2 separate regions of the Mus musculus genome follow, and region 1 is linked to region 2. Evidence: chromatin loops called from intact Hi-C (ENCODE). Cell type or tissue: left cerebral cortex. All regions are shown on one strand. Links, peaks and the distances in the headings refer to the core of each region. The heading gives the core; the rest is flanking DNA. Region 1 overlaps Sdk2 (sidekick cell adhesion molecule 2). Region 2 overlaps 2610035D17Rik (RIKEN cDNA 2610035D17 gene).

Region 1 (15,251 bases), core at 7,519-11,518, 620 kb before region 2:
GGCTGTAGCGAAAGCTTGCGTCCCTCACCAACATCTGGAATACTCTGGTTCCTGATATTTGGATGGTATTTCAGAAAACTGTCTCCACGCAATGGCCCTGGGGACACAGGCTATGCAAACCAAAGAACCCCATGGTTTTCCTGGCCCAACCCATCCATAGGTGGCAATGAGTGTGTGCCCGGGTGAAACACTCGCTCTGCCACTCAGCCTGTGGAGGCAGGCCACCCGGTACAAGGCACAATCCAGCATAGGAACCTCTTCCATCCAGAATGGAGGAGGGGGAGAAACGGGGAGGGAGGCATCTTGTCAAGGATGCTCTGAAGATGGATGGTACCCCTCCAAGCTTCGCTCAGGAGCGCCAGCTGGGAAAACCAAATATTGCACTCACAGCATACGCCTCTGGAGAGGAAGGAGGCGCCAGGCAGAGCCAGCCACCGTGTGGAAGCCACTAGACTGTTGAAGTGGTGCGTTAACACAGAGATTCAGGAAATGTGTGGGTACCCAGGTACCATATAGAACACAGAGGATGTCTACAGTTCCCAGAAAACATTGCCCATCCCTGGGTGTGAACCACAGGGATGGAACTGCCACATCCTGGATGCGTGCTAACCAGCGCTGAGCCATCAGCCCCCGTTGACAGGGCCTGGTGTGTTTCCATCAGCATCTGGGCTGCAGGTGACACTCAGCTGGCAGAGTGCTTACCTGGTGTGTGTGAAATCCTGGGGGTTCTGTCCCCAGCACCGTATATCCAGCTGTGATGGTGCATACCTGTAACACCTGTAACCCCAGCACTCAGGAGGTGGAGGCAAAAGCCTCACACATCCTTTGCTACCTAGCAAGTTCAAAGCCAGACTGGGCTACATAGATCCTTGGAAGAAAAACAAGAAGAGGAGGAGGAGGGAGAGGAAGAGGAGAAAAAGGAGGAGGGAGAGGAGGAGAAAAGGAAGAAAAGAAGAAAGGAGGAGGAAGAAGAGGAAGAAGAAAGAAGGAGGAGGAAGAAGAAGAAGAGGAGGAAGAAGGAAGAAGTAATAGTAGTAGTGGTGGTGGTGGTGGTGGTGATGGAGCTGGTAGATTCTGACAGAGGACCATGGCCTGAGGGAAGACCAGGAAACATGAGCAGTGTCATGGCCAGGGGAGCTTGGGGAAGATGGAAACTTCAGTCACAGGGAAGGCAAAGGAGGAGGGGGCTGGAGAGACCTGGAGTCTGGCTCCCTGTGTTTCCAAAACATCTACAGTTGAGCAGTGGCTTCACACACCTTTAATCCAATCACTCGAGGCCAGCTTGGTCTACAGAGTGAGTTCCAGGGCAGCCAAGGAAACACAGAGAAACCCTGTCTCTATTGAGGAAAAAAAATCTGGCAGCCACCAAGAGAGACAATGAAGCTGTAGTTACAAGTGGGGCTTAAGAGAACAGCTCCAAACCAGAGAAAGCACTGGACTGGAAGAGCCTACACAGACACAGATGGCAAACAAAAGAAGACCTGACCCTGAGCCCTGGGGCAAGAGCCTGGTGATGGCTCAGAGCACAAGGGAGAAACTGAGACAGAGCAAGTGCAGCCCAGGGAGCAGCTATTGGGCTGTTAAGAGAGAACTACAACCCAGCTGTTCTGCAGCTCTTGATTGGCTTTTTCTGAGATGTTGGAAGGGGCTGGAGATGGAGCTAAGTTGATTGGACCCAAAGCCCTAGGGTCCAACCTGCAGCACCACAGAAACCAGAATGGGGTATGTACGTACCTGTAATGCTAGGACTAGGGAGACAGAGACAGGAAGATCGGAAGTTCTGCATCATCCTTGGTTACATAGTGACTTTGAAGATAGCCTGGGCTATGTGAAATCCTATCTAGGAAAAAAAAAAAAGGATGCTGGAATTACAACAGATTATTCACTTTAACAGGATTGGCCAACTATAGCCAACAGGCCAGATTTAGCCCACTGTCTTTGCATAAGTATTCTTTTCTTGGGATATAGCCATGCCTATATGTTTACAAATTGCCATGGCAACATTTGTATAAGAAAGTGATGAACAAGGACAGCCAGGGCTATACAGAGAAACCCTGTCTCAAAAAAAAAAAAAAAAAAGTGATGAACAGACTTCTATAGTTGCAACAGAGACCTACAAAACCTAAAACTTTGGTCATCTAGTCCTCTACAGACAAAAATATAGTCAGTGTGGCCTTAAAGAGAGCCAACAGAGCCTTGGTGACACACATCATTAATCCCAGCACTCAGGAAGCAGAGGTAGGCAGATCTCTGTGAGTTTGAGGCCACCCTGGTCTACATGGTGAGTTCTGGGCCAGCCAGGAATACAGGGTTTCAAATTTTAATTAATAAATTTAAAAGTAAACTATTTGGTCATATATTATGATGTATGCCTGTAATCCAAGTACAGAAAGAAAGTAGGGGTGAGACAGGAGAATTATAAATTCAAGGTCAGCTAGTGCTACATCGTCTTCAAAGTGGATGAGTGAACGGGTGGATGGATGGATGAATGAATGAATGAATGAATGAATGAATGAATAAAAGAGAGCCACCAAAGTACTGAGGGAAAGAGGAGCTGAGAGTTATGAGTTCAAGGCTAGCCAAGCTACAAAGTCTCAAAAATGAATGGATGGGTGGATGATGGATGGATTGATGGATGGTTGGATGGATGGAGGATGGGTGGGTGGGTGGATGGATGGATGGATAGGTGAGTGAGTGGATAGGCAGATAGATGGATGAAGAGCCACTGGCCCAGGCATGGCAGCATATACCCATCATTCGAGCTGGAATGGAAAGCAGGGTTGAGGCAGGAGCATTGTAGGCTCATAGCTAATTTTGTCTACTTATCAAAATTCTTGCCCAAAAATAACAAGGGTGAAGCTGGAGAGATGGCTCCCTAGTTAAGATCACTTGCTTCGTTTCTCAACACCCACAGCTGGCTGGGACTTCAGCTCCCTGAACTCTGACACCTTCTTCTGACCCTGCACTCATGTGCACAGTGGCACACGGACAGGGACACTCACACACACACACACACACACACACACACACACACGCATGCATGTGTGTACACATAACTAAAAATTTTAAATATAATAAAAACAAGGGCTATAACTTGATTGTGGCAAAACACACCCATAATACCAGTTTTCTGAAGGTGGAGGCAGGGGGATCAAGAGCTCAAAGTCCTCCTCAACCACATAGCTAGTTCCAGGCTGCATGAGACTGTGTCAGTAACTAAAACAAACAAGGGCTGAGAAAGTGACTAAACCAGAGAACAGCTGTTTATCATGCACAAGGCCACGGGTTCCATTCCAGAGTTGCCTCCCTCCCCCAACAACAACAAACTGGCATTGCCATGATAGCAGTGAAGTCCCTCACGGTCCCAGGCAGGCGGGCGGGCGGGCGGATTCCTCCTGCAGGGATCACAGCTATGGGAGGGAAACATTGGGCCAGCGTGACCGTGAGTCATTGCCCTGTTGTAGTTCCCTAGATGCATGTGCTGTGGTGACCTCTTACGTAGCCCTCCCATAGCTTCAGGTGTTCATAGCAGTCTAAAGGCTGTGGAATTCACAGGAGGAGGACGCAGGTCCACGTGCCTCTAAGTGGCAAGACTTCCCTGCTTTGAAAGCAGAATTTGAAATCCATTGTAAATGCACAAATGCTGGCTGTTCATCATTTCACCCACTGACATAATGAGAAGGGGTTGTTTGTTTCTTTGTTTGTTTTTTGAGACAGGGTCTTACATTAGCTCAGCATGGTTTTAAACTAGCTATGTCCCCAAGGGTGACCTTGAACTTGTGACCGGCAGCCTCCAAGTGCGGGGTGACAGGTGTGCAATAGAGTGCCTGGATTTTCTACATCTTGGCTTTTGTGGCTCTTACTACGGCGTAACATGGGAGTGTAAATATCTTCTTCAAGATCCTGATTTTAATACTTTTGGATACATTCCCAGAAATGAGATTGCTGGATCATATGGTAATTCTATTTTTAATTTTCTTTGAAGAACTCCAGACTGTTTCCCACAGTAACTATGCCATTTTACATTTCCAATGATGGCACAGGAGGCTTCTAGCTTCTCACCAGAGGGCTGGCTATCTTCTTCTTCTTTTTTATTTTTCAAGAATTATTTATTTTTTTTATTTATTTTATGTATATGAGTATACTGTAGCTTTCTTGAGACACTCCAGAAGAGGGCATCGGATCCCATTACAGAGGATTGTGAGCCACCATGTGCTTGCTGGGATTTGAACTCAGGAGTGGAAGAGCAGTCAGTGCTCTTATCAGCTAAGCCATCTCTCCAGGCCCAGGGCTGGTTATCTTTTGATACTTTAATAACAGCCACTGCTGTAGATGCCATATTTTGAGTCAGGGTTTCATATAACCCAGACTAGTCTTGAATTCACTGTGTCACTAAGAATGACATTTAACCTCTAGTCCTCTTGCTTCCATTACCCAAATGCTGGGATTACAGGTGTGTGTCCTGGTGCGTGGCTGGTCATGGTGGCATGGACTCGAATCTCCACCCAATTCATGTTTGGTAGTGCCTCCTGACTTCCCAGGTTCCTGCTACCCATTTATTTGTCTGCTCTTGGGGACGGTCTGTTTGTTTTCTTGTCTCAAAGCTATATGAACCCAGAAGACATTGTGTTATGTGAAATGAGCCAACCACCAGGAAGCCACCAGGAAGACTGACTGGTCTGCATGACCTCACTCACACATGACCTGACTCATCAAAGTCCCTAGGATAGTAATAATAGGATAGAATAGTCCAAGTCGGGCTGGAGAGATGGCTCAGGGTTTAAGAGCGCTGACTGCTCTTCCATAGGTCCTGAGCTCAATTCCCAGCAACCACATGGTGGCTCCCAACCATCTGTAATGGGACCCACCCAATGGATCCCATTAATATAAATAAATAATTAATTAATTAATTAATTAATTAATTAATTCTTTTTGAAAAAGAAGACTAGTCCAAGTCACAAAATCGGGAAGAAGAAGGTGGTCGCCAGATTTGGGAGGGACTGGAGAGATGCTGGTCATATGGCAAACATTTCAAGCCAGGCATGGTTGCACACACCTTTACTCCCAGCCCTCGGAAGACAGGTACAGGTGGGTCTCCATGAATTCAAGCCAGCCAGAGCTACATACAGAGACCCTGTCTCAAAAATGAAAGTGGGAAAACATGGGCACTTAGAAGCTGAGGCAGGGCCACAGAGTGAGTCCCGGGCCTTCCTGAGGAAGAGTGAGCCTATGCCAAAGAAACAAAAATAACCCCCAGCCAAAAGAGGTCCAGGCGTGGAAGGATGAACCCGTCCCTGGAGCTAACCTGCAGGATGCTAGCCATGCCCAATAAAACTGTAGTGTGTAGCTGAAACACGTATGCTGACCCTTGCTCTTAAAGGTTCTTACTGTGCATCAAAAAAGGTAACTGTAGGTCAGGGATTTAGCACAATTAGAAGCATTCGCTTAAAGGCTTCGGTTCTGATTGTAATCCTGCAGTTTTCTAGGAATCGCAGCACAGATGCCCAGTACAGGAAAGGGGCAATCCCTGAGCCAGGATCAAGGCACAGCGGCTCCTGCTTCTGCTCTCTCAGCGATTATTCCTACCTACACACACACAAACACACACACATCACACACACTCACACACACACACTCACACACTCACACACACACACTCACACACATACACACACACACACACCACACACTCACACTCACACACACTCACACACATACACACACACACACACACCACCTCCTGATTTATCCAGCAAGGGCAGCGGGTAGAGTTTATTAAGGACTTTCTTGAGTTGTAACCAACAAGATATAAATACTAATGCTAAGGCTTAATTAAGACTCTTCTTAGGGGGCTGGTGAGATGGCTCAGCGGGTAAGAGCACCCGACCGCTCTTCTGAAGGTCCTGAGTTCAAATCCCAGCAACCACATGGTGACTCACAACCATCCGTAAGGAGATCTGACTCCCTCTTCTGGAGTGTCTGAAGACAGCTACAGTGTTCTTAGATAAGCCCATACCCAAATAGATAGGCTTTTCTTATTCTTTCTCAATCATTTGGTTCTCTCATTACAATCATTTCTGAATCACTGTTCTCAAAATCTGTTAATAAATTGTGATTTTTATGAAAAGTCAAAAAAAAAAAAAAAAAAGAGGTGACCATTGGAAGTAACAGGTGCCAATCAGCTTGGCTTGACAGTGGGCCCAGTGGATGGGTATGAAAACATCAGAGGGCTTGGGGTAGGGCTCAGCTGGGAGAGTGGCTAGCATTCATGATTCCTGGGGTTTGACCCTCTGCAGGCATAAAGCAACAGGCGTAGGGGCCTCTACCTGTAATCCCAGCACTTAGGAGGTAGAGGCAGGAGGGTCAGCTCCAGGTTGCCCTTAGTCACTTTGTAAAATCAAGGGCGGCTGGGCTATGTAAGTCCTGCTTCCAAAAAAGGGTAAGTAAATAATAATAACAACAGGTTGGCCAGAGAGAGGTGCAGTGCTGATCAAGTGCTTCTGAGCGTGCTTAAGGCCCTGGGCTCTGTTTCTAGCACTATAAGCAACGAGAGAGAGAGAGAGAGAGAGAGAGAGAGAGAGAGAGAGAGAGAGAGAGAGAGAGAGAGAGAAGAGGGGCTGGAGAGATGTCTCAGCAGTTAAGAGCACTGACTGCTCTTCCAGAGGTCCTGAGTTCAATTCCCAGCAACCACATGGTGGCTCACAACCATCTGTAATGGGACCTGTTGCCCTCTTCTGGGATGTGGATAGCAACAGTATACTCACATTCACAAAATAAATAAATAAATCCTAAAAAAAAAATCCTCCTTCCCTTCCCTCACTCCCTTTCTCACAACAGTCTCGGGTTTGGCTTAGAGATTGTTGTCCTCTAGCAGTAATCAATAAATCTTTTTTTAAAAAGAAAAAAGAAAGGAAAGAAGAGAGAAAAAAGAACATTAATTATATATCTTAATTCTATTAAATTTTCGTCAACTATACGTCAGAAAAGTGATTAAAGGGGAAACGGGCTGGGAATAAAAACCAAGAGTTAAGAAATGGGGTCAGGGGCTGGTGAGATGGCTCAGTGGGTAAGAGCACCCTACTGCTCTTCTAGACTGCTCTTCCGAAGGTCCAGAGTTCAAATCCCAGCAACCACATGGTGGCTCACAACCATCCATAACAAGATCTGACTCCCGGGCTGGAGAGATGGCTCTGTGGTTAAGAGCACTGACTGCTCTTCCAGAGGTCCTGAGTTCAATTCCCAGCAACCACATGGTGGCTCACAACCATCTGCAATGGGGTCCGATGCCCTCTTCTGGTGTCTGAAGACAGCTACAGTGTACTTACATATAAATAAATAAATCTTAAAAAAAAAAAAAAAAAAAGAAATGGGGTCAGCGTCATCTGCTGCCGCTCCAGCCACTTCCCCCCATGACATGTCTGTTGGCCTATGTATCAACCATGAGTGAGGTGTCTGGGACACAAAGGAGCCAGATGGGCCAGGGTGCCTGCCCTCTGGAGCCCATAGCCTGGGTTCAGTACATACTCACTTCCCCATGAGTGGGTGCTCTACCAATCAATCATGTCACCTTGGGGACCAGGATCCAGCCTCAGCCCTTGTCCCTTTTACTGTGTATCCTCATCTAACAAAGGTCTACTGACAGCAAGCAGGCAGCCTGCTTCTGTATGTCCTACACCTTGGCACTGCCCTGCCCAATGCCCTCCCCAGCCATTGACCCTGTCTCCCCAACAACACCAAGTATCTCCCTCTAGGACCAGTCATAGGCAGGCCATAAAGGCATTCTGAAATTTGTTTCTTCTTTTGTTCATTACTTAGTATTTTCATATGTTTATGTGCTTGTCTGCATGAGTTCATGTGCACCACAGGGACCCAAGGAGGCCAGAAGAGGGCATCAGATCTCCTAGAACTAGACACATAGGAGCTTCTAAGCCACTAGATGGGTGCTGGGAACCAAACCCAGGTCTTCTTCAAGAGCAGTCAGTGCTCTTAACCACTGAGCCACCTCTCCAGTCCCTTATTTCCTCTTTTAAAAAAAATTATTTATTTATTTATTTTATGTGCACTGGTGTTTTGTCCACATCTTGTGTATATCTTGTGTGAGGGTGTGTCAGATCTTGGAGTTATAGACAGTTGTGAGAACCCGGGTCCCCTGCAAGAACAGTCGGCGCTCTTGACCACTGAGCCATCTCCCCAGCCCCTTGTCTCCGTTCCTAATGCCCTTTCCTGACCTCGCGGTTTTGTTCACATCTCATTATGTCCTTGTTGGGTCTCTTTGCTGGAGGATTCATTCAAAGGCTTCTCCCATGATACAGGGACATCGCTAAACGATAAAGTGCTTGCTGACCAGTTTGCTGTGTTCTGGTGAGACACGGGCACGAGACAGTCTACATAGAACTCAGGCTCCATCTTCAGCGGAGGGAGAGAGACCCTCCAGCAGAGGGCAGGAAGGAGGGAAGAGCTGGAAAGAAGGAAACCAAAGACAATCTCCCATAGTCTCTGCCCCGCTCAAGCTGACTCTCTACTCTCTTTTCCAAACCCAACCCCAAGTACGTTCTCATCTTCACCGTTCCTCCAAATCTCACACTGCTAAGGCTGCTGATAAATCTGCCCTGTTCTTCATCAACCGGTCACAAGCTTCGCCCAGCCTGTCTCCACAGCACCGTGCCTCACCCAGTTGAGACATGACATTCCCCTGCCTGTTTCTCCTCACACAGCCGTCACCCCTCCTCGGCCTCCCCTACCGTTCCAGCTACCCCTGCATTTCCACAGAGGCCCTGGAAACCCCTCTATCCCTCTCCTCAGGCCAGGAGAATCCAACAGTTCTCTGACTGTCTTCGCCAAGCTGCTGATGCTCAGGGCGTGTGCAGAGCTGTAGAGCTAGCCTTGAGCTCTTCCCCAAACGATGAATCCAGGAGACTGCTTTGTGGCTGTTGCGTTCTCATAGTCAGTGGATGCGTGGGTGATTTTATGAATGGAGACCTCAATTCCCCGTATAAAAAGATTTTTTAAATGGAAGCAAGGCAGTAGAGAAGCAAATCTTTTGTAGTAACAAGATGTCCTGACTGCCTCTGCACACGCTGGGGGTGGACACTTTTATTAGCTCTTTCCTACTTTTATTGGTATGGAGGAAAGGAAACTCCAATAGCGTTCAGAACCCTCTCTGGCCAGCAGAGGGAGCCAAATGATCGTCAATCCTGTACAGGGTTTGGGATGCCAGGCTGTATGTAGCAGAATACCAGCTCTTAATGTAATTTGAGAGTCTTCGATGCGTGTTTAAAAGCACTAACCATGCTCATTATAGAGTGCCCGGAGGCTCCACGAAGCTCCTGCTGCACTGAGGACTTAAAATCCTCCACAAGCGTGTAACAATACCCTTAGAAGCTGGCCAGTCCTTACGGCCTGCAGTCTTCTTGCTCGCCCCGGAAAGCGGGTGTCCTTAAGCCCTCTGCAGCTGACCAAGTCACAGGCCTAGCAAATGGTGCCATCAAGAGTTGAGCCACAAACCGAATGCCACCTCTGTCTAGCCTGCACCAGACTTTTCAGACTTTGATCCACGATTATCAGATTGGATTGCGCATATGCACCACCAGGAACTTTATTTACAGCGGGAGCTTTTTACAGGGGCCTTAGCAGCTGAGGCTGCCTATGTGGCACACGGGGCAGAGCTGAGGCTCTCTGCTCCTCACCAGTGCCCTGGCATTGCCAAGCTGTTAGCCCTTGTGCCCCACACAGTGGAGCAGAGCCCATGATTGCTCCCGCCTCTCCAGCTCAGGCTGGTGAGATGCAGGTTCCTATTGAGGCTGACACGCCTGTTACATGGGACAGATGCCAACCCCAGAGACACAAGATACACAGGGGATGACGCTTACAGACGATCGGAGGGTCGGTATTGACTACAAAGTGAAAAGTTCCCGAATCCTTCTTAAATAGCTCTTAGCTACTTCCATATTGTTTCCTGGTTGAAAGCAGGGGTGTCTTTGAACCCCCGAGATGGGCAGGGGCGGAGGGGAGGCCTGATGTCTTCGTCCCTCTCATCCCACAATCTTTGGTTCCCACAGATTTATTTCTGGGAAGTCCAACGGAGGAACCTCACAGAGAGGGTGAAGACTCTCTTCTTGGCTGAGAACAGCGTGAAACTCAAGAACCTGACGGGCTACACAGCCTACATGGTCAGCGTGGCAGCCTTCAATGCTGCGGGGGATGGGCCGAGGAGCACCCCGACCCGGGGCCAGACTCAGCAAGCAGGTAGGGAGAAGTCTCTTGGGGAGGTCAGGGTTTGGGGGACAAACTGGTGTCCACGTCTGGTGTCGGAGCTTTCACGCAGCCGGGGAACTGGGTTCGGATACCCAGGCCCCACTTCCAGATGCCCTGTGGAAAGAAAAGCCCAGCCTGCAAAGAAGGCTCTATGTGTCCATAAAAAAAAGAAAAGAAAAGAAAGAAAAAAAGAAACTCTCACTGGGAACCTTGAGAAAGTCCCCAGATCTCACCTAGCCTGTTCTGCCCACCTTGTCTCAGCTTTTGGGACAGCCGCCACTCCCCGCCCCTGTTTGGCTTTCTCCTCCTTTCTTGTCTCCTTGCCTTTGCTCAGCACACCCCGCGTTCATTGTCTTCTGTGAGCCCACACTTTTGCTTCACACTGGTGATGAAACAATGATTTTTTTTTTAAAAGTAAGTCTGTGTCCTGCTGAGGCCAGGGGACAGGACATAAACAAGCACAGCACAGATGAGCTGGCTGGGGGGTAGGGGGAGCTAAGGGGAGCAGGGTGTGGTTCACAAGATGGCTGGCTACACCTGAGCTGAGCTTTGAGCCAGAGGAGACCAGCTGTGGGAAGTTCTGGAGACAAGCAGGAAGCCGGAAGCAGGATTCCTGTCAGAAGGACCAGCAGGTGCAGAGGCCAGGAGGCTGGAGGGGATTCGAGGGACAGACCCCGGTGTTGACAAGAGAGGTGGAGTGAGGCCCGATTCCCAAGGGTCTGGAGAACAGGATTTGTGTTGAGTGTGATGGGGAGACTCAGAGGGTTGGAGCGGTTAAGAATTAGAACTCTGCCTCAGTGGTTAAGAGTACTGGCTGAGCTGGGCAGTGGTGGAACACACCTTTAATCCCAGTACTCAGGAGGCAGAGGCAGGCAGATTTCTGAGGCTAGCCTGGTCTACAGAGTGAGTTCCAGGACAGCCAGGGCTATACAGAGAAACCTTGTCTCAAAAAAAAAAAAAAAAAAAAAAAAGCACTGGCTCTTAAAAACCCGGGGTTCAATTCCCAGCACCCACGTGACAGCTCGTAACTGCCTGCTACTCCAGTTTCAGGGGACCTGATACTCTCACACAGGCATGCAGGCAAGCAAAAACACCAATGAACATGAAATAAAAATAAACAAATAAAATTTTCAAAAGGGCGGATTTCTGAGTTCGAGGCCAGCCTGGTCTACAAAGTGAGTTCCAGGACAGCCAGGACTATAAAAAGAAACCCTGTCTCAAAAAACCGAAAGAAAGAAAGAAAGAAAGAAAGAAAGAAAGAAAGAAAGAAAGAAAGAAAGAAAGAAAGAAAGAAAGAGAAAGGAAGAAAGAAAGAAAGAAAGAAAGAAAGAAAGAAAGAAAGAAAGAAAGAAAGAAAGAAAGAAAGAAAGGGAAAGGGAAAGGGAAAGGGAAAAAGAAATAAAAAGAAAAACTGGCTCTGCCTTCTGGGCTGAGTCTGGAGGAGATGACAGAGAGAGGTGGGGACTAGATCCAGGCAGGATGGAGGAAGGAGAGAGGGGACAGATCCCCTTGTCCTGAGGTGTCCAAAGCCACTTTTTGGTCAGTGTCACACTGGATTCCCCTAGAATTCCCAGGGAGTAAGCAGTGTAGTGTCTGTCTAACAACAGGGGTTAGAGTCACCCCAGAAAATAGGCTTTTTGCTCCTGATCCCCTGGTAAGGTCATAGGGGAAAGGGCAGATGCTGGAACCAAGGCAGATCTGAGATCTGAGAGAATTCAGGATCTCTCTCTCTCTCTCTCTCTCTCTCTTCCCCCGTGTGTCAACCCTCAAAGCCATGAATTTCATATCTGCAGTTTCAACCAACCAAGAAAGGAAAATATTCCCCAAAATTGCGTCTGTCTGGGTGCAGCAGCACAGACCTTAAGAGGTGAAGCCAGGAATGGGCAAGAGCCAGGGCTCAGAGATGGCTCAGCATTGCTGTTCTTCCAAGAGACTGAGTTCCATTCCCAGAACCTACATTAAGTGTCTCACAACCACCTCGAGCCTCAATTCCAGGGGACCCAACCCCCTTTGTGCTGGCCTCCATGGGCATGGGCGCTGGTGTGACACACACACAGAGACACACATGCACATAAATGAAAAGAAAAGTAAGCCTTTAAAGTCGATCAGAGCCACCTTTAGCTACACAGCAAGTTCGAGACTGCCCTGAGCTAAGGGAGAATGCCTCAAAAGGCAAATAAGCAAGTGAAAATGTATCTATGCTGAAGACAGACAGCACCAAATAACAAATGTGTCTTTACTGAGCATGTACAAACAGCACCGAGTAGCAACTACTTAGTAAATAGATACAGTACTATTTGCAATGTGTCAGGAATGGAAAGTAACCTAGAAATGAGTTAATGTATATGGGAAGTTCTAGATGATATCTCAGTGGTACCTCACTTGCCTAGCCTGAGAGAGATGCCCTGGGTTTAATTCCCAACGCCACAGATAAGGGAGGAGTGGGTACATAGAAGGATGTCTGTAGCTCTTTGCCAAACAAAATGGCATTTTATATGAAACAAGCATCCTCCGATTTTTTTTTTTTTTTTTTTTTTTTTTTTGAGACAGGATTTCTTTGTGTAGCCCTGGCTGTCCTGGAACTCACTTTGTAGACCAGGCTATCCTCGAACTCAGAAATCCGCCTGCCTCTGCCTCCCAAGTGCTAGGATTAAAGGCGTGCGCCACCACACCTGGCTTCATCCTCCGATTTTTGTTAGAACAAATCGCCCGTTAGTATAGCCTTCTGCCCTGGCCTCCAGAAGGCGGCTTTTTCCAGCCTGATACTTTCCTTATGTGGCCCCCACTAGTCTTCAGTTGCTGCAGAAGCGGGATCCTCTCTGGGACAAGATCCCACTCCAGGGCAGCCTTTCCCTCTCCTGGCTCCCCGGGTCAGCCAGAGGCTGAGCTTGGGTGTGCTAGCCTGTCCGTCTGCCTGCCTGCCTGGCCATCTCGACTACACTTCATCAGTGTCACCGGTCAGACATGAGCGCCCCCACCCCACCCCCAGGAGCCTAGAAGCTTCCGGTCCTGTAGCATAGGACAGAATGTCCTGTCCCACGTCCTTCTAACCCCCTAGTGTGTTGAGGGGGAGGGCAGGAAAGGGCCCTGAGTTCACCTCCCTCCTTCAAAGACAGCGGGGGAGATGGGCCGGAAGCTGTCAAGATTAGTTCTGGCCTGGTGGGAGGCAGCACTGGACAATAATAGCCTGACCATCCACCCAACCAGATTGGGATGCTGGGGGGGTGGGGGTGCTTCCTGTCTTGCCTCTTTGCCCTCCCATTTCCCAGCCCCCCCCCCACACACACACACACCAGAATCTTCCATCCTTGTGTTTTCAGAGTTACCCCAGGGGTCCTAGAACAAGAAAACATCTCTTCCAGAGGCTCTGGCTGTCCTCTGGTCTGGCTCCTGCTGACAGCTTAATGTCTCTATGCAAGCCCTGCCACCCAGGGATGAAAGGCACGCCATGTCTCCGGAGTTCTGACATCTCCTTTAGTGCCCACTCTGTATCTCAAGGCACCCCAACCCCACTCTACCGGGATGCTGAAAAACACACCCCACGGTGACAAGAAATGGTCTTGCCCCCATAGTGACCCTCAGGGGTCATCCGTTGTAATGCAGTGGCTGGTCCCATGCTACTAGCCAGGGCTCAGAGCCACCTAGGAGTGAGTCCAGATTCTCCATCTTTAAGGAGGTCTTTCTCCCCATGCCAGAGCCTCTGCTCTTCTTAGCTGAGAGCTAGTGACGGCAAGGGAGGAGGAGATTTTGAGGGCCTTAGCTGACCCTTCCTGCCTTCTTCTTGTGCCTAGCCTCACTCTCTCTTCTTCCCGGGCATGGACCCAAGAGCTCCTGCTAGTTGCTTAGAGCCCAACCTGAAGCTTTGCACTTCCACAGAAAGAGGAAAACAAAAAACCCTTTGCTCTCTCTCCACAGCCCCCAGTGCCCCGGGCTCGGTCAAGTTCAGCGAGCTGACCACTACCTCAGTGAATGTGTCCTGGGATGCCCCACAGTTCCCCAACGGTCCTCTGGAGGGCTACAGGCTGGTGTACGAACCCTGCACCCCAGTGGATGGTAAGCGGGGGCGTCTTCCATGTGGCCTGAACTCTCTCCCCTTTCAAGGGCTGGTTTGTACCCACAGACCACACCGGGATCACTCGTCAGCAGTCAGATGTGGTGAGAATCCTCCTGTCTTATAAATGGGGAAATATGACCCAGGAATTGGGGTGTTTCTGAGAGATAAGCATGTGAGAGCAAAGTCGCAGCAGCATCACAGGGCCGCAGTCTCCTGTGCAGGCCAGGAACCTGGAACATAAACACCCTGTTCCACAAACCGAATCAGGACTAGAGAGAGAGGGGATCCAAGCAAAACATGGTTGCCCCAAGAATGGACAGAACCCCAAAGAAAAGAGTCCTCTGGTGTTCTCATGTTATCCCGGGCCCCTTCCAAACCTCAGAGTTCTCAGCACACCCCCTCTGGAGGGTCAGGGACCCTTTTAGAAATCTAATCAAAGCCTGGGAGCGTCTCCCCCAGGAAGATGTGTGACAGTGAGCAGCTACCACACTCTGCAAATGACTGTCCTAGCCCAGGTCAAATGCACTGTCTTCAGATCACTCTCTCCCTCTCCACCCCTGCCCTTCCCAGGCCCCCCACCCAGACCCTCTGCCATGGGGCTCTCAGGAGGGCTTGGACCGGCAGCGCTGCCTGCTGGCATCAGGTAACTGCCAGCTTTCTTACACAGCAGCTTTCTCACCCTGCAGCTACATTAAGAGAACTCACAGGCAAGAAAGGGGCTGGGCTTCTCAATGGCTGGGACTACTTACAACAAGACATAGGGAGAAGACTGCCCTAGAAGTGACACCCTGGTGGCAGGAAGTGACCACTTTTGTACATGTGCGTGCTCTCTCTCTCTCTCTCTCTCTCACACACACACACACACACACACACACACACACACCTCCTAGGACTGGAGCCTGGTAAGAACAAGGGACAAAGCTTGGGAGCATTAGGCAGCTCC
Region 2 (15,251 bases), core at 5,785-9,784:
GCAGAAACTGGGGTCCTGCTGCCCCTGGTTCCACCCAGGTGCTTGTGGATGCCCAGGCTGGTTCTGGACGGTTCTCCAGTAAGAAGCGCTGTGTATCTAGCATTGTGGCGACCGGACGCTTTCTGCCAGGTGCACGTTTCTGTAGTTTCTTGTTGTATGGGGACGGGGAGAATGGGTCCTGGAGAGATCGTCTGTGGGTCCTTGGTCAGTGAGACTGGTTTCAAAGGGCCTCTTCTAGGGTCAGGCTGAGGGTGTACAATCCACAGTATTCGTGACTTTGTTTCCTGTTCATGTGCCTCTCCTCCGATCCCCATTTATGACTCTCGTAGCACTACTGAATTCTGCAGCCACCAAGCAAAGGATTGCTACTGTCTACTGTTGGATACTTAGGTATTTCCAAACTTAGCCCCAGCAAGCAAATGCCAAGGCGGGGGAGTCCCTTAGTACCTCAGTATTTCTCTGCACTTGGGAGGACGCATCTCGACTGGTTTCTAGAGATTGTCCTCTTTAAGTCTGTCGATTGAACGTTGGAGAAGCCTTACAAGTGGAAGACATTTCCAAGAGGGTTTAGAGGCGAAGGGCACCACTCATCTCTCACACAGCCTTTCTCTTAGGGAGGGGACACAGAGGCATGGGGCTAAAAACCACGAAAAGTTCACTGAGCCTGCCAGGCCTACCCACTTCCAAAGAGTCGTTCAACACCTCCAACCTCCAGGACCATTGGCTTGACCTTCTCCTGCGAATTATGCTAGCAACTGCTTCAGTGACCCCGCAGGTCTGTGTTTGCTAGGCAGCAGGATTTAAACTACTGCCTTTTCTTTAACATTAACCTTTGAATTGAGCACGGATCTAGATTTATAGGAAAGCGGCAAATACGGCCTCTCCCGTCTCCTTTCCCCAGATTCCCCACATGTTAACATCTGGCTTGCACCATGGTGTATTGATCAGGCCCCCGGGGCACCAACAAGGATCTGACGCTTCTGACCCACGATTCCTATTACCCCATTGGTGTCCCGAGTGGGGCCCGAACTCATCCTGTATGCTACAAAGCCATCTTGTAAAAATGGAGACTGAGGGAGCACAAGAAGTGGGTGGCTTTTGTTCCCAGAAGGCCTGAAATTGAGAGGCCACCTCCATCTCCCATCCATCCCCACTGACCCATCCTGTCTGACAGCTGCTGAACAGGATCAGGACACCCCACCCTCCACCCCCAAGGACCCCATGGGAGGCCCAGACGCCAAATGAAAGAGCCATCTCTCCGTCCCCGACTTCATCGAACTTCCACCAGGCATGTTGTTGAGTGAAAATTGGGTTATTAACCGATCTGTCCCAACACGTTTCTGGAGGCAGGAGATGGATAACATCCGGTGTGCGTGAGAGGAGCCCATGAGCAGCCTGCCCCATGGTTGAGTAGTATGTGGTGCAGTGCTTGCGCAGGTGACTCACGACCCAGGAGTGGCAGGTGTGTCAGGCCCCTGGCGTGCAAACCTCGCTGAGGTCGAATTTCCTGGTCGCAGCTAAAGGGACTGACAGCCTTGCTCTCGCCTCAGAGTGGATTGAGGGAGTTGTGGTTAAGAGAGTCTGTCTTTCTGTAAGAGATTTCCTTTGGGGGCTGGGGAGCCAGCGTGAAGGACTTTGGGAATGAAGGCCTTCACATACAAGATCATGTGTGAGAAGGTTGATTCTTGGCCTGCTGAAGCCCGTGTGTTGTCTCTCCTCAGCAAAGGTCCTACAGTGAGCAAATTCATTTTCTCTTCCTCCAGGAAGCCTCTCTGACTTCCTCGCCCCACACAGCTCCTCCATACGCCTTGTGCAGCGTAGGGCTGCCTGCTTCCGGCATAGCTCTGCTTCTCCAGTGTGGAGTGACTGGTTGCACAGAGCATTGATGACATCTGTATGAGGCTCGGCAGTTGGGAGGTCCCTTCGGTCCCAGGAGAGCATACATCTAGGGTCTGGCTGTTGGACTTGATTTTTCTTTGAGGATCCGGAATGTCCCCACCACCTGTACTATTTGATTGTTTTTGTTTTGTTTTGTTTTGTCTTGGATAGTCTGGGTCTCACTCTGTAGTCCAGGCTGGCCTTGACCTTGAAACAATCCTCCTGCCTCAGCTGCTACACCCTGTCACCCTGTAGTTTGTAGTGGGAGAGATCTCTAGTCTCTGCTCTTCCTCCTGATGCAAGGCATTTCCTGTTCCCAGCCCACAACCTGGAAGGTCATCGCAGGAAGTATTACGGGAGAGGGGCAGGGGCGCAGGATGGGCATGGGGGTGGCTCTCCATCCTTGCTCTTGTCCCTCTCTCTCAGGACTTGACCTTGAACCCCGCCCCCACTAACCCAAGGAACCACAGCTCTTCCTGGATCTACCCAGGTCTGGTTTAGACTGTCCCCAGCCCTCTTCAATATGCCTTCAGACTGTGGCTTGCTTGAGGATGAACGGCCTGGAGACCTTGCTTAGCCACGTCCCCTGCTTGCCCCACCTTAGTTCTGTTTGGATTTGTCTGGGGCTCAGGAGGCAGCAGGGTGGGCTGTGCTTCTCACGTGCTCACGGGGACATTATACAGGAGAAGACAGGGAACAACTGCTTTTTCCTGGCCGCAGACCCCTTTGCTCCACCTCCTCCAGGCAGCCTCTGTGGGCTTCGCTTCTCGTATTCCAGTCTCCTTTGTTCTTGTCATTTGTTGGTATTGTTTTTTTTTTTTTTTTTTTTTTTTTTTTTTCAGAGACTTCTCAAATTTGTGTGTCCTTTGTCCGTAGCGAGACGGTTGTGCCGTGGGCGGGTACATAACAGGAAACTCTTTAGTGTAGGAACACATTAGATCTGCAGTCCGTCTCCCATATGTGCGGCCCTGGAAGCCTGGAAGGTGTCCCCCAACTGGGCTACTTTGCAACAGCGTCCACGCAGACCACTGTGACCTTGGGTTGTGACCATGTCAACAGAAAGGTCTCCATGGAGTCAGTGGGCATCCTCTGTGCCAAATTATCCTTTTAATGTTGGGACAGGTCCTTCCTGCCGTAGCCCAGGCTGGCCTTGAACATACCATCCTCTTGCTTTTGCTTCTTCCCCCGCACCCAGCTAGCAGCCCCGGCTACCGCTGTGGTAGAGCCCGGGGTTCACAAGAGGATGGCATTTCAGTCAGGCTGCTGGTTAAGTGTGCTCTGTTCAGAATCCCTCAAGCTTAGCTTCCTAGACTGAGCTTGTGATGCCTCGGGTGGGGTAGGGGGCTGGAGGGGGTCCCATATGATACTGTTCCTGTTTGATTCTGTAAGGGGGTAGGAGGTTGGGGGGGGGGTCCCATACAATACCATTCCTGTTGGATTCTGTGAAAGTCCCAAAGCCCAGAGGAATCCCGCGACCTGCAAGAATGCTGAGGCGGCAGGTTTCCATCCAAGAATCCTTCCTGCGCCGTGAATCATCACCTCCTCCTCCCTGATCTGGTTTGTTGCTACAGGTTTTCGCACAGAAGTCTCGAATCCAGGTGCCTTAGTGTGTGGTTAGACAGAAGTGGCTGTGTTTGGGGCACCTGGAGTTCTGCAACCCTAGAAATAGATCAAACCCCTCCGCTCTGCGAGCTTACCCGGCCTTCTGAGCTGCTGAGCTCAGAAGATGCTGATCTTTGGTGTCTCTTGCGCATCCATTTCTTTTGCCTAACAAGTGGGCTCCTGGCCTCATTTAAATTGATCAATCTGTTTTCCTTTGCCTTCACTGGACTGGGGAGCCTGGGATGGGAGAACTAACCTAGTCAGCCCTCCAGTTCCAGCGAGCATGCTCTGTGAGCCAACTGTAGACGTAGTTCCAGTCACGCGACTATGGGCTTTCCCCCTGCTTCAGGCTGTAAAGACAGTGCCCACAGGATGCGTCCTTAGACACTTATGCTGTTCCTTTCGTTCCTCTGCCTGTGGCCTCTCGTAAGAAGCCAAGTCAGGAGGGGTTCTGCCTTGCTTTACTTATAGAGACAATGGTGTTGGGGGGTGCTGGCCTTTAGGGGTTTCCTCTGTATTCAGAAGGCGCTCAGAACTGTTAGGTGACTGTCATTGTGTCTGCAGATCTGACTTCTTAACTCATTAAAAAAAATCCATTATTTTATCATAATAAGATATGCAGAAGGTAAGAATTACAGTCTTTGTCTGTTTCTCTGTGTACAGTTGTGGCACTTGGTCTGTGCACTGCTCAGTGGTCACCCAACTTCCGCAGATAGCATTTGCCCTCAGAGAAACTCCATATTGATGGCGCACTAACTCCCCGTTTCCCATCTTCCTGGCCCTGGAAACCCATCTACTATCCTATCTGCGACTTTGACTGATTGCTAGTCACTTTAGCACAATGCCCTCACATTTATCCATGCTGTAGTAACATGTACCCATTGCTTCTCCTTCCTGAGTCCCAATGTCACCTCCTTCTGCCGAGGCCTTCCAGCCACAGTAAATAATGCTGTCACCGTTCTGGGTGTGTAAATATTCGTCTAGGTTCCTGCTTCTAGTCCTTTGGGTCTGCAAACAAAAGTGGAATGACTGGATCATGTTGTGATTTCATGGTTAATTTTTTTTTTTTATTCAAGATCCACCCTGCCTTCCCCTGTAGCTGTACCCTTTTGCCTTGCTAGCCATCGATCACACACACTTTCTAGTCCACACTGTACACCCCTTTCTCTTCCCCTCTCTCCCTCCCTCCCTCCCTCCCTCCCTCCCTCCCTCCCTCCCTCCCTCCCTCTTGTGCTCTGGGGAGCTTGTAGCCTAGAGGAAGCAACCTCTATTAGGAGTTAAATTCCCTCAAAGAACCCAGGGACAGCAGAGTTGCCCTGCAGTTGTCCATCTCTGGATGGCAAGGCTCGGTGGCCTAGTGTACTCGTGAAGTCTTACTATCTGGGCTGCAGTTTTCCTGTGCTCTGGTGCCCATGTCCCATCTGACATTACCCTCAGCCTGGTGATATCAGGCTGTCATCTCACCTGAGGGAGGAAGGCCTTCGGGCACAGATTAGTGCCTCCAAGGCTGTTTACCTAGGCCCAGCAGAATTCACCTGTCGACCTGAACTCCCAACCTGGCAGAGCTGGGGAAGGAAGGTGTTTGGAAAGCGCCTGGTGTGGAGGTGTGGGGACTGGAGGGCTACGCGGAGCATGGTCTCACTGTTTAGGGGCACTCTGGGGTGAGTCCTCTCTTCCTGCTTGTCCCACAGCCTCAAATTTTCACGTAGGAGCGAACCTTGTGCTTCAATGGAAACTTTATACATTTTACTAATGAGCCCTTTCCTGTACAGCTGGGTGGCCTGTGGTTTAGAGCCTGAGCCCTATAGCAAGGTGTCAGATTTGGGGGCAGAGCCGTGGAGAGAGAGCCAGGATCAGGGCTGGGTTCAGGCGATCTCCTTTCTTCTCGTGCTTTCCTGTGCGAGCCCAGAAGGTTCGGCCTGCTCTGGGTTGTGATCAGCTATCCGGTGCCTGCATCCAGTCTCCAGTCGGGACCGGACATTTTCACTGAGTACCTGTTATTAGCCCTGGGGCACAGGCTGTGCTCATATTCGAGCCTCCCAGCTCTCTGTACCTTACCCCCTTGTGGTGAGAGGGAAACGGCTTGTGCCCGAGGATGCTGTTTTTTGCCATTTCAGTTTCTAACATTTTTTCACTTTTAGACTTGGGTGTCAAGAGCTTGCTTGTCCTTAGAGCTATTTGGGGATGGTGGAGGAATCAGGCCACACCTTGGGGTTTACCTCCCGTAGCAAATGACTCCCAGTGACCTCTTCCCAGGGTGAACTCTGCCCCCGACCTCTCCTCTTTGGCCTTTCGACAGATACACTTGTTTGTGTGTTAAATTGATTCTCAGGGGATCTGTGGTTTCTGGCAAGCCCACTTTGGCGTTCAGGTATTCGGCGGTTTAATTAGATTTCTGAGTGGAAACCAGGGATGTGGTTAACCAGAGATCTGAGCTGGTCTTGGTTTCTCGCCCCACCCTGACCACTGGGCTGTTTGGGCCTTTCCAGGGTTGGTTTTTATCTTTATTTAAGTACCTTTCCTGTATCCTGGCCCTCCCTTCTCCTCTTTGTTGTGAGGGAAACTGGTAACACCCCCCATGCACCTCTTTCCAAACCCTTTCTCTAGACCCTTGTCACCCCAGGAACATGTCTTCTTATAGGCAACAGCTTGGGAAAGATATACCTGTAGGCGCCCGTGTGGCTTGCTGGTCACACTGGCCATCTGATGGCATCATTTGAACTTGTAAGACGGACTCAGCCAAGGGGCTTTATCTGCATCACATATTGTGGTTCAATCAATTATTGCTTTCCCAGGTGGCATCAGCTTGACACAAGCTGGAGTTATCACAGAGAAAGGAGCTTCAGGTGAGGAAATGCCTCCATGAGATCCAGTTGTAAGGCATTTTCTCAATTAGTGATCAAGGGTGGAGGCCCATTGTGGGTGGTGCCATCCCTGGGCTGGTGATCCTGGGTTCTATAAGAAAGCAAGCAAAAAAGCTGAGCAAGCCAGGGGAAGCAAGCTAGTAAGTACCATTCCTCCATGGCCTCTGTATCAGCTCCTGCTTCCTGACCTGCTTGAGTTCCAGTCCTGACTTCCTTTGGTGATAAACAGCAATGTGGAAGTGTAAGCTGAATAAACCCTTTCCTCCCCAACTTGCTTCTTGGTCATGAAGTTTGTGCAGGAGTAGAAACCCCAACTCAGACAGCTGCCAATCATCTAGGTTCTAGCAGGAAAAATGGGCCAGTCTCTAGTCTTGCCCAGAGATGACTTCTTTTCATTTCCACGGATCTTCATGGTCTTGGGGCTCTTTGGGGACTATTCCTAGGATTGCCAGCTTTAAAGATGGAGTCATAGCTCAACAGTGTCCTGCCCAGCCAACACCTGCCATTTCTATGACTGGATCTATCTTGCTAGGTCTCTGGGCTCAAGTCTTTGTTCATAAAAGGAGTGTGTTTACCTCGGTAACAGGCTTTTAGTTGCAGGTTTCAGAGAAACTGGCTTGACTCAGCTTAAAATGATCCTAGGTTTCAAACAACTGAGTCTGGGGGCTGTGCTTTTCCGGTATTTGTGGGTCTCCTTCCCTCTGATTCTTTACATCTGTATCCAGCTCCCTTGTTAGGTATACCCCTGGTGGGGGCAAGAAGGGCAGCATCTCAGGCCTCCTGACTGCAGATTCCTAGTGTTAACGTTCATTAGGGCAGACCCTGGGCCACCCTCTGTTCCCCATTGCAGCTGTGGCCAGGAGATGGATCACATGATCTTTAATGTCACATGCTTCACAGCCTGGCTTCCCAACCCCACTAGGATTCTGCAATGGAAGCAGAAGTAGACAGGGAGAGATGCCCCATGCACACTTGATGTGACCAACGTGGGCATCGGGACACGACTGAGCACCTGCACACTTTTCGGGTATGCTTGTTGTGAGCCTGGAGGCACGCTGATGCACACGGAAAGCTGGCTGGTGAACACGCCCTAATAGTACCTTCCTCTCCTACCTCCTCCAGCCCCAGAGTCTTGTTTCTTCATGGAGACGTTGCTTTGCTCCACCATGGAGTCAGGAGTTTGACTCATGGGTTGCTAAATCCAGCCTCGCCATGTGTCGCCTGTGACTGGCTTCTTTTTCCTCTACATCGTTGTCACAGAGAAGCATCCCGGTGCGTTGAATGGCACCCTTTACCTGGGGTTTCTTCAAAGAAAAAAAGCAGTTCCCTGACCGAGAGTATCCACAGGCCCTCGCTATTGTCCCCTGTGTGTCCCTTGAGGGAGATGCCTTCTGTCCCTTCCTGGCATTCACAACCAGTAGCCAGGAGCTGGGGCAATGGATTTGGGCAGACTTCTTGCCAGACTCGTGCGTTTGGCAGCCGGCAGGGAAGCTGAGAGCCCAGGGAAGCCAGACATGGAGTCAGTGCAGGCGTCTCGGCACAAGTGGCTGTATTGTGACAGTTCTTTCTCGTTCACACGTTCATGTGCCAACTTGGAAGGAAATCTCCCAAGCGCTCCGCATGAGAGCGGCAGCTTTGATCTCCAGGCTGTGGGGCTGGAGGTGGGGGACTCACTTGATCCTCACTACACAGGTAGGCTTTGAGGAGCTGTGACTCATGCTCATGGGTTCTGTGAGCCCTTAAAGGAAGCTACACAGCCCTGGGAGGGGCTGTCAGCCGTCCTCATTTACCACTGGCGGGGGGCATCTTACCATCATGAATAGATTATTTCTGTCTGAAACTTGAGTAGGGATTGTTTTCTTAAGGGGGGAGGGGGAGAAGAGGGTGTGATTCTTAGGTATTGAAGGTATCTGGGAGGAAAGCAGGTTGTTCCATTTACCAGAAGAGGAAACTGAGGCTCCAGGAGCTTTTGTCACTCATCTGAGTCACTTGGCTGGTCGGTGACAAAGCCTTTAGCTGCATGCTTGTAGATGTGTGTCCTTTTGGAAAGTTCTAGAAGACACAAATCAAATGAATTTGCATCATGTGTCAGTGGGTGTAGTTTGTCTTCTTAGAACAGTGTTTCTTTCACCCTCTCAGAGTCCATTGGAAATAGATGACTTTCTCTTCTGTAGCTGAGACAGTATGGCCAGTGTCAGAATAATGAATACCCAAGCCACAAGGTTCATCACTGGGTTAACCCATAAGGAGCTCTCATTGGGCACTCCAGGGGTTCTGGGTGTCCCCTCACTTCTATTCCTTCTATTTGTTCTCCCCCTTATCCCTCCCATGGGGCGTGGCATGGTTTGGGGAGATACCAATAAATGGGAGGCATTGTCAAGCTTGCAGTGACAGAGTCTGGATCAGATGGAGACAGGTCTGTCTTCGCATGCCTTTAATCCCAGCACTCGGGAGGCAGAGGCAGGCAGATTTCTGAGTTCGAGGCCAGCCTGGTCTACCAAGTGAGTTCCAGGACAGCCAGAGTTATACAGAGAAACCCTGTCTCGAAAAAGCAAAAAGCAAAACCAAAACCAAAAACCAAAACCAAAACCAAAACAAACCAAAACAAAAAAACCTCCAAAACTCAAAAAACCAAAAAAACAACTAGTACATTCCCACAACACCATCCTACCCCTGTTTGCTTTAGACAGTGCCCGTGCCCAAAGCATGCCTCAGCATTGTGAATGATACGGAAACCCATTGACTGATACGGAAGCCTGGGTTGGTCAAACTGCTGTCCCGTTAGGCATTTACAAAGACGATCCTGAGAGGGTTTTCCCTGCATCCTCAGTAAGGAAGGCTTGTGAGGATGGGCTGTGTGCTTCCATGGGCTGATGAGGAAGCAGACGGACCTGGTGTCAAGGGGTCCTCGGGCTCAGTCCACGGGGAGAGGGATAATGCTGTTTTCCTGGAACCCAAAGCTTAACTTACAGGGCAGACCTATTGCTTGGGTCCACTCTTTGGATGCTATGCCTAGAACTAGGGGGAGCCATGCAACATCACCTTCTGACAGGTTGCTGAGATGCCCTTCCTTGTCTGAGCTGCACCCACTTCCTGCCATCATGTAGCTGGTCCTTTGTACTCTTTAATTGACGTGGCTGGGAGGGTGGAGAATGGAAGTCCCGTGACCTTGAGGTTGAGGGAAGATTTGGGGTTGAAGAAGGCATCGTTCACTGTAGTAGGTGGACTTAAATCCTTCCTTCTACTGATTAAAAAAAAATATTTAGGTTTTCCTATGTGTGTGTGTGCAGATGTGTATAGATGTGTGTGTAGATTGTGTGTGCCTGCAGATGTGTGTGCGTGCAGATGTGTGCAAATGTGTGCCTGTGTGTGTGCATATGAAGGTCAGAGGACAGTGTGCAGGTAGTATGTAGATATGTGTGTGTGTAGATTGTGTGTATAGGTGTGTGTGTGTGTGTGTGTATTCCTGCAGATGAGTGTGTGCAGGTGTGTGTGTGTGTGTGTGTGTGTGCATGCATATGAAGGTCAGAGGACAACTCTCCTTGCACCTTGCTTTTGAGGCAGAATTTCTCGTTTCTACCACTACACCACTTGTGTTAACTCACATCCCGTTCTCCTGTCTGTGTGTCTGTCTTACTGTATGAGTGTTGGGGTTACAGAGAAACACCACAGCATCCGGCTTTCTACCTGGGTTCCTGGAATCAAACTCTGATCACCGGGTTTGGGCAGCCAGTGGAGCCATCTGAACCGTCTCCCCAGCCCCTACCACCCGGACCTTAGACCTTCTGTGATTTGAAAAAGTCAGCTCTGTGGTTCTCTCTGCTTGGACAGGGGCACATCTGTGCTCTCATGTTGCTGGATTTAATTGGGGGGAGAAAGTTTTCATTTTCTAACTAGAAGGCCCAATTCCCTCTGGGGTTTTTCTCTAGGAAGTGTAGAATTTGGGCTGTGGTTTCCATGGGCTTTGGTGAGGTGACTTGTATAAAAGCAGTGTGTGGACTTCAGTATGGAAGGTAGGTGGGACGAATAGCCAGCCTGGGGATGTGTTGGCTTGAGTGGCTAGAGGGAGGTGTGGGGGGAGGAAGCCAGGTGGCACCTTCTAGCTCATAAGTGTTGGGGGTCTGCAATGGCTAGTGCCAGCCCAGGACCTTGCCTGGGTCCTTCCTCTGCTACATCTCCTGCCTCCTCTTTATCCATTAAGTTAGTGAGTCTCAGCAATGACAGTGAACTTGAGGCCTATATTTTCATCCAAGGACCAGGATAAACTCATCCAGGATTGGCTTTTTATTTTTGCAAAGTTTTCTTTTGCACCCAGAATTCCTCTTCTTGATGGCTTGTAGCCATGTGTACCACTACCACCACCACCACCACCACCACCACCACCACCACCACCACGACTGTTTCATGTGCCTTGGCTCCTCTCTTTCATGGAACCATAGGTATGTGTTCTCTGGTTTTGTTGCTGCCCGATGCATCCAACTGCAAAAGCTGCCCCATTGATTTTCCACATAGGATGCTGGTCCATGTGGCTGGTCCCAGAATCCTCAGGCTTCTATCCTCCATGTTTTGTTTCTATCTACAAAGTCCTGGTCAGCCCTGGTCCCAGCCCCGTCCTTTGCTGTGACATCACAGCATAGCCTTGGGCCGCTTTATCTTCTCAGAACCTGGTGACTCTATCTATGCCTCTTTGGTTAGCGTGGACATTGAAGGTGTCTCCTCTTTCCTTAGCTGCTTCCTGCAGGCCACGGACAAGGCAGGGGATTGCTGGGGCTGATCCGAGTGGACACCTCACTCCAGGAAGACCCCTTAACTTCTTAGGCCTGTGCACAGTCACGTCAATAGAGTGAAAATACAGAACAACCGCTCGGGAGCACTTTTTATTTAAAGGTTTAGTGGGTACCGCGTCCATCCTTTCCCTGGGTGGGTATTTGGACTCTTGTGGCTTTTGGAGGGTGCCTGCTTAAGACAAGGTAACCAAGGTTCCCCTCCTTGTAAGAAAGACTTTTTTTTTTTTTTCCTCTGGTGTGCTGGTAGCTCACATCCTGGATTTGGGACGCAGATCTTGTGCTGACAGGAGACCCAGATGCCAGGAGAATTCTGCTCTGTGGAGCTGCTAAGGCCCAGCCATTCATTCAGTTGCTCCTGAGGCATAGAGAGGCCTTGTTACAGCCTGGATTGTTCTGGCCATGAGAAGGACTGCCATTCCTCCCCCTTTTCCCTCCAACTTCCCTCCCCTCCCCTTAGGAAAAACTTCACCCCCCCTCCCTTCAACATCCCTGTCTTTAAGAATTCCCTCCATTGTAGCCCTGGGACAGAGACCCTTCTGTGAGCGTGCTGGAGGCCTGTCCTGGGGACACCCCGCCCCCCCTATTAAAAGCACATTGGAACAAGCTCCCCATTCTCCTCTGGAGAGGGTCCCTCTGTCCCAGGCCAAGGGACTCTTAAGGGACCGCTTATCCTGGGACATTCAGTTTACAAAGACTCCTGCAATGTCAGATAAACTCTCTCAGCCAGCAGAGGGAGGGGGGACAGGAGGAGCACAAAACCCCCTTTATTTTCACCCCTGCAGGGAGAGCAATAAAGACTTTGTGCTGGAGAGCAGGGGTCTGAGCAAACAGAAGACGGGGGTCTGCACCGGCTTTGATGGGAAGAGCCTTGTGGGTTATTATCATTGCAGTTTGGGGGAAGTGTTGGCATGGGATGGTCAGTTGCAAGTTTTTCATCAGGTAACAGATCCTGATCCTGAAGTCCTCCTTCCCCCAATCTGGAAACTAAAAAAAAAAAAAAAAAAAAAAAAAAAAAAAAAAACCCTTTGGCAAGTTATCTTTGCTGGCCAAGGAGAAATCCCAAAGTGAAGTGGTTATATTTTTATTTTTTCCCCTATTATTTGGCTAGGGAAAACCTCCCAGTTCAGTAGACTGGGCACCAGCTGTGTAACTCTGTATGTATTTTAGAAGAGTCATGGTCTCAAGGACTTTTGGTGGCTCACTGGGGAGGGTGACCATCTATGAGTGCCGTGTGTGTGTCCCTCACTATTTAGAGCAGACCTGACTGTGGTGTGGCACAGAAATTTATTTCTCTCAGGTCATAGACACCAAAAAGTTCTACAACCAGCCATTTTTGAGAGCAGGGCATCTGAATGTTTGTTGAACAGCCACGGAGTGGAGTGGGCCCTGTGAACAACTTACCGAGCCCTATACCGTCTCGATGAGACAGGCTCATCTCACGCAGGCTTAGCAAGACTCTGAGAGGGAAATCCCCTTGCCTTGAGTTACTTCCTGAGGCTCCAGTTCCAACTCTGATGGTTCTAGACTCTCTCTCGCTCTGTGTGTGTGTGTGTGTGTGTGTGTGTGTGTGTGTGAGAGAGAGAGAGAGAGAGAGAGAGAGCGAGCGAGAGAGACAGACAGACAGACAGACAGACAGAGACAGAGAGACACAGAGAGAGACAGAGAGAGGGAGAAGGGGGGAGGCGCATAGGCACTCACCTCACAGGCTGCACTCTAACAGGGTTCGTTCATGACATCTGGGGTGTGGTGGGGCTGAATGGGTGAAGATCACAGCGATTTGTGGAGATTGCCAGGCCTGCACCTTTTAGGAGCTGACTCTGGGTTGGGCTTTATCCATGGCCTTCCTGCCTCTCCCCAGCCTCCTCAGCACAAGCTGAGCACTGGCCATTGAGATTCAAGAGAGCAAGGTGTCAGTTGGCCCTGTCTCTGGCAGGCTAAGCACACACCTGTAAGGGGATGGTGGTAGTGAGGGTTTAGCCAGCTCAGACCCTGGGAGGGAGGTGCCTGGCTGCTTTTAGGGACCTTACTGTCATAGTCTTACCATGAGGACCCTTCTCCGATGACATTTCTAGAGAGAAGGCTCCTCACCCCTCCCACCAGGAGAGGGTCCCCATGTCTGTGAGCCTTTCTTCCTGTTTGTTTTTTTTTTTTTTCCTCAAGAGGCATGGTAGGCCCTGAAGCTGTATGTGTAAGTGCACATACGCACGTGTGGTATGTATGTATGTATGTATGTATGTATGCATGCATGCACTTGTGTGTGTGTGTGTGTGTGTGTGTGTGTGTGTGTGTACTGAGTGCTGCAGAGGCAGGAGGCTCCTGAGCGCTGATCTGTACGCCTCTGCCCTTTCTTTTCTACCCCAGGAGGAGACAGGGAGCTGTGACAGGGAAAGGGCCTGTCCAGGTGGGCTTTGTGGCTGAGCTCAGAGTCCTAGCTCATGGAAGATAGCTGTGAGACTAGATGGGCTAACACTGCAGGTGTGAGGTCCTTAAAGCATCCTTGTCTAGTCAAGTGCACTGCGCCCACTGTGGGACCTGCAGCCCCGACACCAGAGGCTGCCTGGAGTATGAACCGAGGTCACCTTGGTGCAGGGTGGATCCTGCAATGCTGGGCAGTGGTGAGGAGGGGTGTTGGTGGGACCTTGTCCTCCTGCAGATGGCAGGGGCTCCTGGGCTTTGGGGTTGCGAGTCCTGAAGGAGGTGGGGTATGGCTCTCAGGAAGCCTAGTGTCTGTCCTGCCAGTGTGCTGGTGAGCGCAGGACTTCCTGCTTGAACACACGTGTGCATGCAGAAGATATCAAACTCAAGTATTCAGGATGTAGTTGGAAGCCTGCTACTTGAGAAATTCCTCATCCCTCAGCTACGGGGGCAGATCTGTACCAAGGAACTGCGCGCAGTGGCAAGCTTGGGTAGATGTTTAGGTCTGGGTAGATGCTGGTCAGAGCAGAAGAGAGGAGCTGAGGCTGTTGTCCTGAGGGTTGGGGGATGGTGCGGATCTTGCGAGTGGATGAATGCTGGGTTTTGGAGAGACATTAGCAGCCCAGCTTGGACTTGGAAGGTGGGTCCCTACTTCCTTTACATCTTCCAGAATTGGGTCTAGAATACAGGAAATGCCGTGTGTAGGCTTTTGCTAACTATGGACTCCAGGAGAGTCCCTGAGGATGGGTGGGCATGGATCGCTTCTCCCACCCACACCGTTCATTTTCATCTCCCATGGCAGTCACTGCCTCTCCTGCAGTTCCTTGGTCACTTCCTTACCATGCTGATAACACCCACCTCTTGCACATATAGGTGTTCAAGGCCTTCCAACTCAGTGCTTTGTAGAGAGTCCTATTTCATCTGTCAACCTGTAGCTTGATCAAGAGGAGGGGGAGGAGGAGGAGGAGGAGGAGGAGGAGGAGGAGGAGGAGGAGGAGGAGGAGGAGGAGGAGAGTCCTTTGGTACCCATTGGGTTGTATCTGGGTACCTTGGTCTTAACTTCTTTTGCCCTGAGTAGATGACTTGAAGTGGAAACTTAAGGGTCCTTTGGAGAGTCAGCTGTGTCGGGCGGTGTTTTGCTGGGGCAAACACAAGAAGGAGCGTTTTCTTGAAGGCAGACATAGGTGAAAGGATGTTTTGCTCCAAAGAACAATTTCTAAACTGGCTCATTTCCCCCATATCCTTTCTTTTTCACTCCCTCTGGTGGGTGGTAGGCTAAGAAGGGAGGTTAAAGTGTTTAAGAACCCCAATTAAAAGTAGGCATTGAAAACTTTAAGCTACAGTGATTTGCCATGCCTCTTCATATCCCAGGCAGAACACTGGCCGTGAGTTCTCACGTTCTGCTCAGGTCTGTGTGTTTTGGGATATCACATGCGGGAGGCAGGCAGGGGCTCATCCTCTTCTGGTCTCTTTTGCGTTCCTCTGTGCTTCAGGTCCATCTGTCTTGGCTCTGAAGTCCCCAGTCTCTGCAGGGAGGAGGGTGGTGTACTTCCAGCAGAGCAGTGAGGATATGGACGCTCTATCGTCCTGTACAGCCTTATCCAGGGAATGAGGGTATGAAGGTGTCATGGCGCTGACCTGGTGACTGCATCAGCCCTTGGAGGTGGCTGATGAATGTCAGAGCCAGATGAGAGGTCGGAGGTCT

Evidence for each region. Hi-C counts contacts between places; a loop is a spot of excess contacts. Peaks named below come from ENCODE experiments on the same cell type or tissue, not always from the same donor. Only the 100,000 strongest peaks of a DNase experiment are listed, where the experiment ranks them.
Region 1: a loop joins it to region 2, with 4 times the contacts of the local background. A loop is called at or near these places in 7 of 42 quality-filtered maps.

Annotation. Positions count from the first base shown.
Region 1 is chr11:113,805,323-113,820,573 of GRCm38, reverse strand. It overlaps Sdk2 (sidekick cell adhesion molecule 2), which reads left to right. Exons shown (of 45, transcript NM_172800.3): 37 at 10,059-10,245; 38 at 14,170-14,307. Gm51930 (a long non-coding RNA gene) reads right to left here. Exons shown (of 3, transcript XR_003949797.1): 3 at 14,679-15,251. Among named protein-coding and RNA genes, the nearest start is that of Gm51930, 8.8 kb to the right of the region's middle. In left cerebral cortex, for the core only: a CTCF peak has its summit at 9,162 (motif pointing right); DNase peaks (open chromatin) are centred at 9,093 and 10,563; H3K27ac peaks cover 354 bases.
Region 2 is chr11:113,184,957-113,200,207 of GRCm38, reverse strand. All of the region lies in intron 1 of 2610035D17Rik (RIKEN cDNA 2610035D17 gene), which reads left to right. Among named protein-coding and RNA genes, the nearest start is that of 2610035D17Rik, 9.3 kb to the left of the region's middle. RefSeq lists an enhancer at 14,024-15,251. In left cerebral cortex, for the core only: no CTCF peak of the experiment used is centred there; DNase peaks (open chromatin) are centred at 7,570 and 7,843; H3K4me3 peaks cover 261 bases; H3K27ac peaks cover 939 bases.